3 separate regions of the Homo sapiens genome follow, and regions 1 and 3 are each linked to region 2. Evidence: chromatin loops called from intact Hi-C (ENCODE). Cell type or tissue: K562. All regions are shown on one strand.

Region 1 (5,000 bases), 150 kb after region 2:
TCTAGACAGTACAGGCATGTCATAAAGGATAAAGAAGATAGCATTGATCTCAGGTGCTGGCACTGCCTGAAAACTGAATGTGATTCAGGTCGGTGAATCTCAAGTAAAAGTGGATATTCTAGCAGGAAAGGAAATGGAGTGGAGAGGGTGAAAGTCAAAATGGGTAGATGGTAAATAGAATTAATTTAAATAGTAAGCAGGCTGTCCCAAAGACACGCAGTTCCCTTCCTCCATTCTTAAATATTCCTACACTTCCCTAACATCCTAACATTCCTAAATCCCTAAACCTTCCTGAAACCAGTTTCCATTTCCTTGCTCTTCCTCCCTGTTGCCTGATCAGTGCTCTCTTTTTCTCTGTGTGTCTGTCTGTCGCCCTCCCTCCAGACACCAGCCAGTAAACCAACCCGAAGGAAACCGCCCTGTTCCCTCCCCCTGTTCCCCCCCAAGGTAGACCTGGGCCAGAATGGTGAGGAGGTAAGTGCTGCTGTTGGGGCTCAGAGGATGCTGTGATGGGTTTTCTTTCCTCTTCTTGAGGAAAGTTTGGAGGAGGGGGCACCAAACTCATACTTTAAAGCTCAGACTCTGTGCAGGGAATTTCTCCATTTCAGAGTGAATCTCCTCTTAAATGTTTCCTGAATCGTTTACTTTGGAAACTAGGCTCCTCCCTGCTCCCTTTTACTGAGGCTCCTTTATGATTTGTCAAGGACACGAACACTATTTTCCAAGCCTGAGAATTTTAGCAAAGAGAATGGGTCATATATTATTAACAGACCCAATTCAGGAGCCAGGAAAGTTCTGTTTTATTCCCAGATCTGACTTAGGTGATCTTGGAATAAGGTGTGGAGAAGGTACCTGGAAAGGGGGCTACACTTACATAGGGCAGGACGGAAGCATGAGAAAACCCCGTGATTCTGCAGTATCCTTGTAAAGCCTGGCTATTGTTCAAGATCACTGGAAGAAAACCAGAGCGCACAGGAGGCCTCGTTGCCCTCAGATATAAATAGCCAACGTTACCAACATAATAAAGGCTCTGGTATCATAGATCATAGCCAGTAATAGGTTCTTAGCCTGCATATTCTCCTATCTTTATTTATCTAATTGTAGCTGCAGGAGTGCCTTCTCCACACCTTATGCCAGCAACCCATGAACCTTCACTGTGGTCATAGTCTGTGCCAGAAATGGATTTGTATGTTCTGTCATCTCACCTGGGAGGCCAACCCCAAAATACAGCAAGCAAGCCAAAGACAATGTCATTCCCAAATTCCACTTCAACAACCTCTTTATTCTCCCCTTCTTTTTTGGGGACCAGCATCCTGACAATAGCCATTAGGTGCCCTATGTGAACTTGGGCAAGCATCTTAATGCCTACATTTTCTCATCTATAAAGTGAAACAGCTGAAATAGATCAATGGTTTTCAAGCCTTTTTGTCAACCTAAGGCTTATAAACAGAAGCCCACAAGATAAAGCAGAAACTCATCGCTGCCCCAGGCCAAGTGAGATGGGGGAGGGGAGGCCTGGAGCCCCAAATGCTCTCAGAATACTCTCTCCCCACTGACCAAGGGTCTTATTCTTGGATGAGAACCCCAAGGAGCACAGTTTAAAAACACTGAGGTTTTCCTTGGGTCTCTTCAAGTGCCAACAATATGATTCTGTGGCTTTATGGGGTCATCAGCCAGTGCTGTGACCAAACACATACCAACAACCTCTCTTTCCAGAGAATCAACTTCTCCTTGTAACCTTCAACCTCTGGGCTCAGTGTCTCCACTGCTATGCAATGGGTTGAGGTTATGGCCACTCAGAGCTTAATGTGAGACTGCCCCCTGATAGCCTGGGCTTGGCCCAGGAGAAGTCACCACACCATACCGAATCATTTTTCTTATTTGTGAAATTGAGGACAAAATCACTAACCAGATAGATCAGGGAGGCTGGCTAGGGAAGTTTTATCCCCTAGAGTAAAAGCAGAGGGAGTTAGGCTAGTGATTGGGTTAAACAGCTCCATCCTGGCAGCTCTGTGGAAATGCATTCACAGGTTTCACCCCATGGGGCACATCACCCAGAAGTTAAATGGCTTATAATGGCCAAGGGCTGGTTAAGTCCAAGGGCGGATTTTAGAAAATCCTGCCTGGAGTGACAGGCTGCTCGCACATTGAAAGGACACTACCTCCAGGGATCAATGACTTTTCGTGGCCTTGAAATTCACATAGAAGCAGGGCGTAGTGGCTCACGCCTGTAATCCCAGCACTTTGAGAGGCCGAGGTGGGCGGATCACGAGGTCAGGAGATTGAGACCATCCTGGCTAACACGGTGAAACCCCGTCTCTACTAAAAATACAAAAAATTAGCAGGCGTGGTGGCAGGCGCCTGTAGTCCCAGCTACTCGAGAGGCTTAGGCAGGAGAATGGCGTGAACCCCGGAGGCGGAGCTTGCAGTGAGCCTAGATCGCGCCACCGCACTCCAGCCTGGGTGACACAGCAAGACTCCGTCTCAAAAAAAAAAAAAAAAGAAAAGAAATTCACATAGAAATAAAATGAGCAGCCTGCTTTGTCTGGCAGGGCTAATTGGAGGCTGCTGTCCACATTTCTCCTTCCATACTCCTGTAGCTCAGCCTGCAGAGGCTCTAATGCTGGAAACCTTGGGGGCCTGCAGGGAGGGACCCGGTCAGGCTACCCCTCGGTTCCCAATGCACAGTGCCAGGAAGGGTCATTTCATCCCTGCCCCGCTATGCTTGCTCAGGTCTGAGACAGTGGGGTCAGCCCCCTGACAGCACCTGCTGACTGCAGGGCCCCTCCTGATGGCAGGGTGACCAAGAGTTACCCCTCTCTGGAAGAACCAGCTGAAGTTGGGTGTTTAATGCAGCCACAGATCCTGCCTCCTATACTCAGAAAAGGCTGAAAAGCATTCCCATCTGGAAATTAGTCCGTAGTTTCTAGACGTGGTAATAATGTCATGTAAATACAGCTATATATATACATATACAGGGATGGAAGGCTGGTTTTTCTCCACCGGATTGTTAGTCTCAGCCGCTTGCCTGAAGCCCCTTGTTAAACCGTAAGGGAAATGATGCCACCTGCTGTCATTTCCAGGAACTGCACTAGAGGCTATTTTGGATTCTTTCTGCTTTGCAATTCAAATCAATAGGGTTTTATGGAGCATCAGCTGGGTCCCCAGTACTATACTGTGTTTAAGGGGCAGGGTCCACTGAATTTCCACAGACTTCAGAAATCAGTGGTCAGCTGGGGAAGAGAAGAACTAATAATATTACATGAAGTGAGCTTTATCAGCAAAATTGTTGCTGCAGTTTCTAAAAGTTTCTCTGAAAACCCCAGCCCGTGTGAAATTTCCCTGTAAAGCACAGAAACCAAGGGCACTTCCATTGGGGCTGGAAGCTCTTTATACTCATCCTAGATAAAAAGCTCCTTGAAAGACTGCTATAGGAACATACCCGACAGTGAAGACACATGGAGGCAGAGGCAGCAGGAGTCCTTAGAATCATTTATTCCCGCCCAGCTGCATCTTGGTAGAGGAGGCTGAGGCCAAGGGCTTCGTCTGGCTCCTGCCAAAACTAGAATTAGAAGGAGTGGGGATCCTGTAAGTCCAGCCCATGCTCTCCCTTGGTGTTGGGCTGTAAAAAGATCACGAGGAGTTCAGTTGGGTGAGCCTCCCTCCTTCCATCACTAAAACACAATCATCTCACATTATAAATATCTCAGAATCTTCCTAAGAGATCAGTGTAGTTCTTCTTATTGTTCAGGAAAATTAGTACATGGGGTCAAGGAGCAGGTCATACACATTGGTCTCCACACTATGGGGAGATCCCTCCTCTGCCTTGGCCTCTGTCCAACCACATGGAAGTCATCCTCTTCCTTTTCTTCATCATCATCATCCTATCACTGTCACCATTCTCACATGTTTGTGGGGATTTTACGCAAAACACAGAGTTAATATTTTTACATGATATGGATCCCGAAGGCAGACAAGATTCCTGGCATTCATTCATCACAAAAATATCTACAACTAACAGAGAGTACGTATGATTATGTAACACATGCATCAGCCACGGACTGCTCCTGCCACCGAGACTGAATCATGCTCATCTTTGTATGACCCACACAATGTCTGGGACGTAGTAAATACTCAGTAAATGTTTACTTGGTTAAAAAGAATATTCAGGCTGGGCGTGGTGGCTCACGCCTGTAATCCCAGCACTTTGGGAGGTGGGTGGATCACCTGAGGTCAGGAGTTCGAGACCAACCTGGCCAACATGGTGAAACCCTGTCTCTACTAAAAATACAAAAACTAGCCAGGCATGGTGGTGCATGCCTGTAATTCCAGCTACTTGGGAGGCAGAGACAGGAGAATTGCTTGAACCCAGGAGGCGAAGGTTGCAGTGAGCCGAGATTGCGCCATTGCACTCCAGATTGAGGAACAAGCAGGACTCTGTCTCAAAAAAAAAAAAAAAAAGAAAAGAAAAGAAAAAGAATATTCAAATATTCAACATTTTGGAAAATCATAATTTATAAATCATGCCATCGATGGGATTTTCCAAAATATCACTGGGTCCAGGGAGGAATTCCAGTCATACCTCTGTCATCCTGGTCTGGTTTCTTGTTGTGTGTGTGACAAACAGGATGGTAATTTTTGCCCTTTGTCTTTGAAATCCCCCAAATTGTTGATTCACAGTGTTGAAGGTCATGAGGTGAAGATCTTGCTCAGATATAGTTTTCCTTCATAACAACAATGAAGTCACTCTTCCTGGGAGAGACCTTCTGTGTTAAGGATGTCGGCGCTGACTTCTCTAATTCTGATTTGAAGATCTTGCTGTGGTGGGATGAGGGAGGGAGGGGGAAAGTTCACGTCGCCCAGGCCCTAATGAAGTATGTGGGCTACTGAACTAATGAGAAAGTGGCAACACCAACTTCTCTTCTCCTTCTGCCTGTGGCTTTTGGGTTCCAACCAGAACCCCACTTTCCTCACCTTACTTATCTGGTTGTTTTGGTTGA
Region 2 (5,000 bases):
AAACTCATGTTGCTCAAGGGTCAACTATAGTTATATATAACCTACTAAATATTGCTATTGATAGCCAAGCCCCTTTAATTGGAAAAAGAACCTTTTTTGCTTTAATGGGGGTGTCTTACATTTGTGTGTCATTTTCACATATTAATATATTGTATTTTTTAAATTTATTTTTGAGACAGGGTTTTACTGTCACTCAGGCTAGAGTGCAGTGGTGCAGTCATAGCTCACTGCAGCCTTAAATTCCTGGGGCCAAGCTACCCTGTCGTCTCAGCCACTTGAGTAGCTGGGACTACGGGTGCACACACCACAATGCCCGGCCAATGTTTTAATTTTTTTTTAGTAGAGATAGGGGTCTCCCTGTGTTGCCCAGGCTGGTCTTGAACTCCTGGCCTTCACGGATCCTCCCACCTCGGCCTTCCAAAGTGCTGAGATTACAGATATGAGCCACCATGCCCAGCCATATTGTCTTTTTAATCTTGATGACTCAGTAAGGTTGTCAATATTGGTGTACCGTTTCCATTTTATTTATTTATTTATTTAAATTAAAAAAAAAAAATTTTTGAGATGGAGTTTTGCTCTTGTTGCCCAGGCTGGAGTGCAATGCCGCGATCTCGGCTCACTGCAACCTCCGCCTCCCAGGTCCAAGCGATTCTCCTGCCTCAGCCTCCTAAGTAGCCGGAATTACAGGCCCCCCACACCACAACCGGCTAATTTTTTGTATTTTTAGTAGAGATGGGGTTTCACCATGTTGGCCAGGCTGGTCTCAAACTCCGGCTGCCCCAGCTTCCCAAAGTGCTGGGATTACAAGAGTTAGCCACCATGCCCAGCCAGTTTCCATTTTGTAGTTTAGGAAACTTAAAATTAAGTTATTTTTCTAAGGTCACAAAGCTGGTAGAATCAAAACTAAAACTCAAGTTTTCTGGGTGCTGGTTCACAGTAGTGGAAGAACATGAGCTTTAGAACAGGTTAGACCTAGGTTCAAATTCCAAATTCCATCTACTAGCTGGCTGTATGTTTTGAACAAGTTAATAAATATCTGAAATCTTTTGTCCCACATTGGCTAACAATGCCTACTGTACTGTCTTGTTGGAGGAATGAGTAAGATGATGTAGGTTATGTGCCTAGTATATAGAAGGTGTTGGGAAATGTTACATCACAGAGAGGAGGAGAGGACTGTAAAATGTTTGCTGGCAACTGCTCTGGGAAAAATCCTTCCAGGAATGATTGGAACCCAGCATGGGGAATGGGGTCACTGTCTTGGTGGAAAGGGTGGGAGATGAAGAGGAGGAAAGAGGAGGTGGTGTGGACAAGCCCTCCTATGGGGAGGTGAGGGAGGCCCCACATTCCCAGAATAGGGACCTGTGTGCTTCCTCTTTTTATCCCTCCAAAGTTCTTGAGCACTAGGTCAGAATTTAATGCACCTGCCTCTCATTCGTTATGAATAGACAGTTGCAATTCCTGGGACTGTTGGAGGTGATGGGTTTATTCTCAGAAATCTTAAAAAGGCATTTTCTGGGCACCTGAGCAAACACAAAATTATCCTGTGGAATGAGCAAGCTTCGAACGCTGAGACCCTGGGGCATCTGAAGGACCAGCTAATAACCATGTGCTAAGCAGTGTGTATTCCTAAGTTCCTCAGCTCTGCTTTTTAAAACCCCCCACCCCCCGTGCTCTGACTTGACCAAATGGTCTTCCCTCAGTGGGGTGTGTGGAAAGCAGCTGCTATGGGAATGCACAAACCTGGGATCTGCTCTCAGCTTTGTCCTTTACTTGCTGTGTGACTTTGACCAAATCACTTCCCCTCTCTGGGCCTGGGTGTCCTCAGCTATACAATGAAGAAGCTGAACTAGATGGTCTCCACAAGATGTCTTCCAGCTGGAAATTAAATTTTCGTATAATGATTCCTGCTTCTCCAGTGCCCCTTTCTCTTTCAGCTCCACTAGCTGTTACCTCCCCACAGGGTTGTGCTGTGTGCTGCCTCTGGGCCACATCCCAGGCATGCAGTGATGGCCCATGTCCAGGGTTCCTTCCCTATGAGGGTCTGGCTCCTGGCCTGCAGGGTCTGCCAAGACACCCTGACTTCATGCAGATTACATTTTTGTCTTTTCTAAAAGTGAAAGACGAAAAGGTTGCCTGAGTTTGCCCAGGGTGGAGACAGCCTGACCTGGAGTCCTCACAGAGCCCATCCTGGCCCCTGGGAATCCACTGGAACAGGCCTGCAACCCCTCGCCTCAGGATTAAACCTGAGGGCCCACTTCTGGGGACTGAAGGTCAGGAACCTGTGAGTCTCAGCATTAGCCCTTGACAGCCCCTTAGAAGGGTCACCAGCTTTAAGGGAAGGAAGAGTGCTTATCAGGACAAAGAGGGGCCCTCAGTTCCAGCAGGGCCAGCTGGTCTGGCCCAAGACAGGAGGATTAAACAGAATTCTTGGATGTTCAATGCGGCTCCATGGGGACCTCTAGCGGCTGTTTTGTCGAACTGCGGTCTCCAGCCTTCCCAGCCTCAGGACATTCCACACCTGGATGGATACTAAGTAATACCAATAACCAACATCTATCCTAGGCAGCGTCCCTGATTCACAGAGGGGAACCTCTTGAGGAGCACTTGCCTAAGGCCACCTGGCTAAGTGGTTGAGCAGGAATTTGAACGCTGCCGCTTGACTTCAGAGTTCATACTGCCTGCCCTCAAAGATGTGAGTGTGCTCCTCATGAAAACCTGGTGTTTTCCAGCACATGGCACTTGCCAATTCTATACGATGCACCTCTAAAACAAGTGAGAAGACATCTCTTCAAAGGACCCATGTGCCACCAGCAGTTGAGGGGTCACCGGATTCTTGGAGACAGAGCTAGGTTGAAGGGATGGGTCTGACACGTGTAAACTTGCCCAAGGTAACCATTTGCGAATCCAACCTCCTCCACGAAATAAAAATAAAGAGTGTCCTGCCTATCTCTAGGGCTTGTTGCAAGAGTTAGCTGAAACGCCACGATTGAACATATTTTATAAAATTAAGTAATTTGACGATTATAACTTTTATTTTTGTGAAAACAACCTGTAGTTACCAACCGATATTTGAAGCTAAAGAAAAAAAATGCAACCAGTATTTATGGAATGTTTGATATATTGGATAGTGTTCTGTGTACTTTTTACGTATTAGCTCGAACTTTTTCCTACAAACCAGGGAGGCAGGTCCTATTTTTATTCTCCATTTTACTGATGAAAACCCTGCAGCCCACACAGGGGAGGCACCTTGTCCATGATGAAATAGTGATGGAACGAGGATGTGTTCCTATGCAGCCCCACTGCAGAGCCACTGTGCTTGATTTTGACACTTACTCTGCTGTTCTTCAAGGATACATTCCAGTCTCCCAGAGAGGATGCAATGAGGACCCCCAGAGCTTGAGGATGCCTCTTCTACTGGCCCTAACAAGGATCACTGCTGTGTCAGGCACTGTGCTAAGTGATTTGTGGACATTTTTGCTAATCTGTACTCCCACCTGTGAAGTATTGCCCTTGCTTTACAGATGGGGTCTAAGGCTCTGAGAAGTAGAATGATTTGCCCAGGGCCACGTGCAGCAAGTGCACAACTAGCTCAGAACCCAGTGCTCTCGCAGCCGAACCGCTCCTAACCTCCGCTATACTGCTCCTGCTTGGCTGCTCCCCCCATCCATCCACCGGTGGGGCCCCCCACAGCCCAGGGCTCCCTTGGGCTCTGTTCACACTCTTTTTGCCCTCTCTGGGATTCCATGCATAGGAAGCAAAAACTTCTAAAGTAAGAAATGGCCCGAAAGCCAGGTGCCACCAACCCATAAAGTGTCATTTTTAGGAAAGATGCCCTTTGGGGTGATGCTGCTCACACCAGGACAAAGGCATGAGCTCAGGCTGGGTTTCAGCCCCTGCTTCCCTGTCAGCTGGGGCCTTTGTGCAGGATACAACCTGCAAAAGCGTGTCGTAAAACCACAGTCCAGAGCAGGAATGGACTAGAAACCATTGAGGATAAATCTTCTTGCGTGGGTGGGCCTGGGAGTTATCAAAGGAGGAAAGGTTTGGGATGAACAAAGCAGCCTTATCATTTATTCTCTTCCAAACACAATTACTATAAGCTGAATTGTTTTCCCCCAAATTCATATGTTGAAGCCATAACCCACCCTATGATTGTATCGGGAGGTAGAGTCTTTAGGAGGTAGTTAAGGTTAGGTGAGGTTGGAAGGTTGGGGCCCTGATCTGACAGGACTGTGGTCTTAGAAGAAGAGGAAGAGAGAGGCCAGGCGTGGTGGCTCACGCCTGTAATCTCAGCACCTTGGGAGGCCGAGGCAGGTGGATCAAGAGGTCAGGAGATCGAGACCATCCTGGCAAACACAGTGAAACCTCATCTCTACTAAAAATACAAAAAATTAGCCAGGCGTGGTGGCGGGCGCCTGTAGTCCCAGCTACTTGGGAGGCTGAAGCAGGAGAATGGCGTGAACCCGGGAGACGGAGCTTGCAGTGAGCCGAGATAGCACCACTGCACTCCAGTCTGGGCGACAGAGCGAGACTCCGTCTCAAAAAAAAAAAAAAAAAAAAAAAAAGAGGAAGACAGAAAGAGATCTCTCTCTGCCATGTGAGGAAACAGCAAGAAGGCGGCCGTCTGCAAGCCAGGAAGAAAGCCCTCCCCAGAACCCACTCTTGCTGACACCCTGATCGCAGATGTCCAGCCTCTAGAACTGCGGGAAATAAATACCTGCAGTTTAAGCCACCCAGTCTATGGTATTTTGTTCTGGCAGCCTGGGCAAACTAAGACAAAGATAAATCCCAGGGTCACAGATGACTCTTGGCAACCAAATAGGAGAGTTTGTGTTGACCGACTCTGGGCATGCATATAATGTGCTGAATTCCCCTTCTCAGAGCAGCCGTAAAGAGAGAGAGGAGACTGTGTCTTGGTTAAGCTGCTCTGCCCTCATTCCATGCTCAAAAGCGTATTTGAGCAGCGTCTATACATCAGGCTTTGGGAACAGAACAATGAG
Region 3 (5,000 bases), 72 kb before region 2:
CTTTGGGGCTGAACCCAGGGTAGGTTTCCTGGCATCATTCCTGTGTTTTCTACTCTCCCTCCCTAATCCTCTGAAAGTTTGAACAAAAATAAGATTATGGGCCAGGTGTGGTGGCTCACGCCTGTAATCCCAGCACTTTGGGAGGCTGAGGTGGGAGGATGGCTTGAGCCCAGGGGTTTGAGACTAGCCTGGGCAACATGGCGAAATCCCGTCTCTACAAAAAATAGAAAAATTATCTGGGTGTGGTGGTGCGCACCTGTAGTCCCAGCTACTCGGGAAGCTGAGGTGGGAGGATCACCTGAGCCCGAGGAGGTCCAGGCTGCAGTGAACCAAGATCACATCACTACACTCCAGCCTGAGTGACAGAGTGAGACCCTGTCTCAAAAAATAAAAATAAAAATAAAGAAATAAGATTATGACCAAGAGCCGTATGTCTCAGATGTTGAAGGGCAATATACCTGTGCTTCAGAAAAATCTGCCCTGTGTGCCAAAATGTGCAGAAAGGAGAGCCAGCTTCTCAGCTGGCCCCATGCCCCACTACTAACTACTCCCACGGCCTCGGCGAGTTATTTCTTCTTTTTTTAAAAATTATACTTTAAGTTCTAGATGTGAACAACGTGCAGGTTTGTTACATAGGTATACATGTGCCATGTTGGTTTGCTGCACCTATCAAGTCGTCATTTACATTAGATATTCTCCTAATGCTATCCCTCCTCCAGCCCCCTGACCCCCCGACAGGCCCTGGTGTGTGATGTTCCCCGCCCTGTGTCCATGTGTTCTCATTGTTCAACTCTCGGGGAGTTATCTCTGAGTTACTCCTGAGTCTGGGCTGGGAGACACCAGGGGGACAGGGCACACACATTTGCAAGTTTCCTATTCAGGCCATGCTGTCCAGGCAGCCAGAATGAAGCCCAGCCAGAGCCAAAAGGCTTTCCTGGAGGTGTGTTTGTCAGTTTGGCAACCCTTGGTGTGCCCAGCCCACGCGCTGTGAGCATTCGCCTATGACGTACTTTGCGTGGATCAAAGGCCCCACAAAGCCTGCCGTGCCTGCAGCTGCCACGCTGGGGACATGCTGGGGACGTGGGCGATCGTGGGCTGAGAGGCAGACTGCTGGGCTGCCGCCTCCCATGGCAGCTTTCTCCCATGGGAGGGAGTTCACCTTGCGGCTTCCAAACTCAGCCGGGCCGCCCCTAGGCATGTCACCTCTTCTCTTTTTCTCTCTGTTGTCCCATGATTTGGGTCCTCAGGACCTCTCACCTGGACCCAGGGATAAATGAGATCCACTATCAGAGCCAATGGCAGCATCGGCAGCACTCTAGAGCTATTTCTACTTGATTCTAAACCTAGATTTATACTATGTGTAGCCAGCTAGAAATACAGATCTCACTGTAGAAAAGAGACTGGAAGAAATTACAGCAACTGTTAGCAGTGGTTTCATCTCTGGTTTGTGAAATTATGGGTGATTTAAATTTTCTTTATGCTTTCCCTTATTTTCCAAGTTCCATAGTGTATAAGAATATGTAATTTTGAAATAAGAGAAAATAGTCGGCCGGGCGTGGTGGCTCACGCCTGTAATCCCAGCACTTTAGGAGGCCCAGGCGGGCGGATCACAAGATCAGGAGTTCGAGACCACCCTGGCCAATATGGTGAAACCCCATCTTTACCAGAAATACAAAAATTAGCCGGCTGTGGTGGTGGGCGCCTGTAGTCCCAGCTACTCAGGAGGCTGAGGCAGGAGAATCGCTTGAACCTGGGAGGCAGAGGTTGCAGTGAGCCGAGATCACGCCACTGCACTCCAGCCTGGGCGACAGGCTCAAAAAAAAAAGGAGAAAATAGTCAAAGTACATTTTTGATGCCTTGTATTAACCTCCCTTTTGTGTCCCCCACCCTCAAACCTTAGTTGCACTTTAGGTCAATGAATATCTAAATCACTCTGCATTCTTCAGGCACACAGCAGCAGGAGGGAGGTGTGCCTGATAGGATGCTGGATTAAAGATTGGTTCTGACCAATTCACAGAGTATAGGATGCCCACAGGAGGAAAGCTGAATATTTAGCATGGTGTAAGTCTCATGGGACTTGGCCACTGTCACAGGCTAACTGATGCCCAACCTGCATGGAGCCCAGGCCCTCTCCCCACCTGGCTCTCTTCAAGCTTAGGAGGCTCCTCATCCCACTCAGGGTTTAAGATTCTCCTTTGATATTCTAGGACATGGACCAAGTTGGGATTTAGGGTTGCTCTTGGGTTACCAGCCAGCGTCCCTGAAGCCCCTCCCAAAATGTCACTGGGGCCCTGTGACCATAGAAGAGGCCTCTGTGGGCCACACAGTGAGTCCAGCGATGAAGCCAGACCAGTGTGGTTTAGGGAACAGGCCGCAGCAATGGGCAGGAACTCTGGCAAAGCTGTGCCTCCTATGGCTCTCCTCGACACAGAAGTCACAACCCAGGTTGGGGACCTAGGCGTCTCTGCATGTGCCTGTGTAGGAGCCTGTGTGTGTAAACAAGTGTATCTACATACACGAGAACCCAAGGGAGAGAGCTGCACAGGGGGCCTGCCCTGGTCTAAGCCAGAAAAGGAGGAGAACTGTTCCTTTTGGGGGCCGATCCCTGCTGGGAGAGGTGTGCCAGGGTTCCCGCCGCTGGGCCATTTCCCCCACCTGAGTTCTCTCTACAATGTCCAAAGAATGGGACCAGTAAAAGGGGGCCAGGGCAATTCTCCCACCCCCTGGAAAAGTCTGCCCTCCCTCCCTGCAGGCCTGAAGCCCTTCCGGCCCTCATCCTCCCCTTCTCCTGTGTCATCCTGTCTTCAGACTGATACACTCCTTCCCTCTGGTTTTCCTCTCAGTTGTCTCTTCCTTGCATTTCCCTCCTTAATTCCCTCCCACCAGCCTTATTTTTTTCTCCATCATCTGTGCTTGCTCTTCCATCTTTACTCTTGATAGCCTCATTGCCTGTCTCCTCAGATAGCCTTGGGTGCCAGGTTACCTGGCATCCCTGGCCCTAAGAATTTGGGGACTGCTTCTTTTGCTTGATCCAGCTCTCTCTGGAGGATGGGCAGTCGCCGGGCCATCCCAGGAACCCTTCCTGGGTTCTGTTTGTGGCTTTTCTGCGTTGCCACTGAGCATGGGTTGCTCTCGGCTGGTTAGCATAGGAGGTCACACTATCTGTTCTGGTGCAGGAATTGTCCAGGGAATTACAGTCAAGGCTGCAATGTGACCTATGGCCTGGGGCCAGCAAGCCTTTCTTAGTCTCCAGGCAGGCCAGGTACAGACAGCAAACTCAGAAACCCACGATTACATTGGCTGTCCTTTATATTAGCACACCAGGATGCACCCAATTAGCAGTGCTCATTCCTGCCTCCCTTCTGACTTCAAATACCTAAAGCCCCTCATATCTGGAAGCAGAGACCTGAAAAAGTCATCATTTCTTTTTTTAAAAGGAGAAAGGGAGAGGGAGGCTAACACACATACACTTATTCACAAAAAATAAAAGATGGTTTCATGGAGTTAGTCTGCTGGGATATTTAGAATCTAGGTTTGTAACTTGCATCTCCTTTCTCTTGATCCTACATTTCAGCCTCCAATTTAGTGGGAACTTGAACTGAACTGTGCTAATTTATTACTTGGACACCAAAGAGTTATTATTTTGTGGAGGAAAATCAACTTTGAACATTCAAGAAAAAAGACCCCATTGTAATGATTGGTTAGAATTTGATCTGGATCTACATAGATTCATTTTCTAAAACTATTCAATTAAGGATAATGTCAACCTATTGCCTGAATTTAAATCAGCGATTCATTTGGCTAATGAATTTTCCTTTTTCTGTGAGTACCGTGTCCTACGAATTTACAGGGGATGGTCAGAGAAATGGTGACAAAGAAAAGGAGGTTTGTTTGTTTTTAATGTTTTGTTTGCTGACTTAAAAAGCACACAGCCCTGGAAATGGCCTTCTCATTACTCGAGACAATAAAACATCCCAGAAATCCTGACACTGGCTAATAAGACACATGCCTTTAATGACAGCCTCAAAAAGAAGCCCCTACGGTGGAAAGTGTTGTGTGTTTGATTGCGCTAGTTTTACCATGGAATGTGCCAGTTGTGGCTGGAAGTAATTGTCTTTTCAGTGGACAACAATAAAACTGTTTTTAAGTTCTCTTCCTTAGTAAAGCCTAATTTATAAATGGAAATAAGAAGTTTCTAATTTCCCCCAAGCAGATGCCACTCTCCTTGAACTAAAATCACCTTGGGATTGCAGTGGAGTCCAGCATGAAGATGCGGTTTTCCTGCGTTTCCAACTCAGGCTGATTGAAGGCAGCTTATTTGTTTCCCCAAACACTTGGCTCCAAACACAGAGGGCTCCCTGCTGAGTGATGGGTTCCTAAAAACCTGTTTTTCTTCAGGGGAAGATGGGTTTAGTTCCAGTTCTGAACATCTCTAGGGGTTGCTTCCTCCAAGAACGGCTCAGAAATAGTCCCCTAAGGAAACTCCATGGGGAGAAGCTTCCCTCAAACTCAGGACTGGCTGCTTTCTGCTTTGGACAAGGATGCTGGCTCCCAAAACAGGGGCCCAAATAACTTGAATTCTCAAAAGCTATTTTTATCTTTCTCAGCCCCCACTCCTATTCTAAAAGTAGAAAGCTGGGGAAACAGGGTGAGTAGAAGAAGAGGGGTACAAAAAGGATCTACAGAGAATTTTGCCTGTAGTTTTTCTAGCTCTGAAATGCCTGGGGACAGAAGATGACAACACTAACTTGAAACTTCAATTGTCTCTGTTTTAAAGGCAGACACTTTTAATTAGACAAAAGCAAAGGGAAAGAAGAATAGAAGTACAGTTACCGAAAAGGCCCCAAGATCGCACTATTTATCTGCAGTGTGTGCTCTGTAAAAAACAAAAACAAAAACAAAAAACAAATAACAACAAAAAAAAACTGCAGCAACTTTTAGAGAGCCACATAGTATTATTCCAGCTCTTTCTTCCCCTCTGTCTCCATTTTACGTTTATT

Evidence for each region. A loop is a pair of places that touch in the nucleus more often than their neighbours do. Peaks named below come from ENCODE experiments on the same cell type or tissue, not always from the same donor. Only the 100,000 strongest peaks of a DNase experiment are listed, where the experiment ranks them.
Region 1: a loop joins it to region 2, with 2.9 times the contacts of the local background. A loop is called at or near these places in 4 of 110 quality-filtered maps.
Region 3: it touches region 2 in a loop (2.5-fold over the local background); 27 of 110 quality-filtered maps call a loop at or near these places.

Annotation. Positions count from the first base shown.
Region 1 is chr1:167,685,037-167,690,036 of GRCh38, forward strand. RCSD1 (RCSD domain containing 1) reads left to right here. Exons shown (of 7, transcript NM_052862.4): 3 at 385-474. Among named protein-coding and RNA genes, the nearest start is that of TRP-CGG1-1, 27 kb to the right of the region's middle. RefSeq lists enhancers at 2,807-2,986, 4,214-5,000. In K562, a CTCF peak has its summit at 3,074 (motif pointing left); DNase peaks (open chromatin) are centred at 2,645 and 3,045.
Region 2 is chr1:167,531,523-167,536,522 of GRCh38, forward strand. It overlaps LOC107985224 (a long non-coding RNA gene), which reads right to left and starts at 4,273. Exons shown (of 2, transcript XR_001738279.2): 1 at 1,741-4,273. It also overlaps the pseudogene AKR1D1P1. In K562, a CTCF peak has its summit at 2,462 (motif pointing left); a DNase peak (open chromatin) is centred at 2,429.
Region 3 is chr1:167,460,021-167,465,020 of GRCh38, forward strand. The region is part of intron 1 of CD247 (CD247 molecule); the gene reads right to left. All of the region lies in intron 3 of LOC101928512 (a long non-coding RNA gene), which reads left to right. Among named protein-coding and RNA genes, the nearest start is that of CD247, 56 kb to the right of the region's middle. In K562, no CTCF peak of the experiment used is centred here; no DNase peak of the experiment used is centred here; H3K27me3 peaks cover 2,154 bases.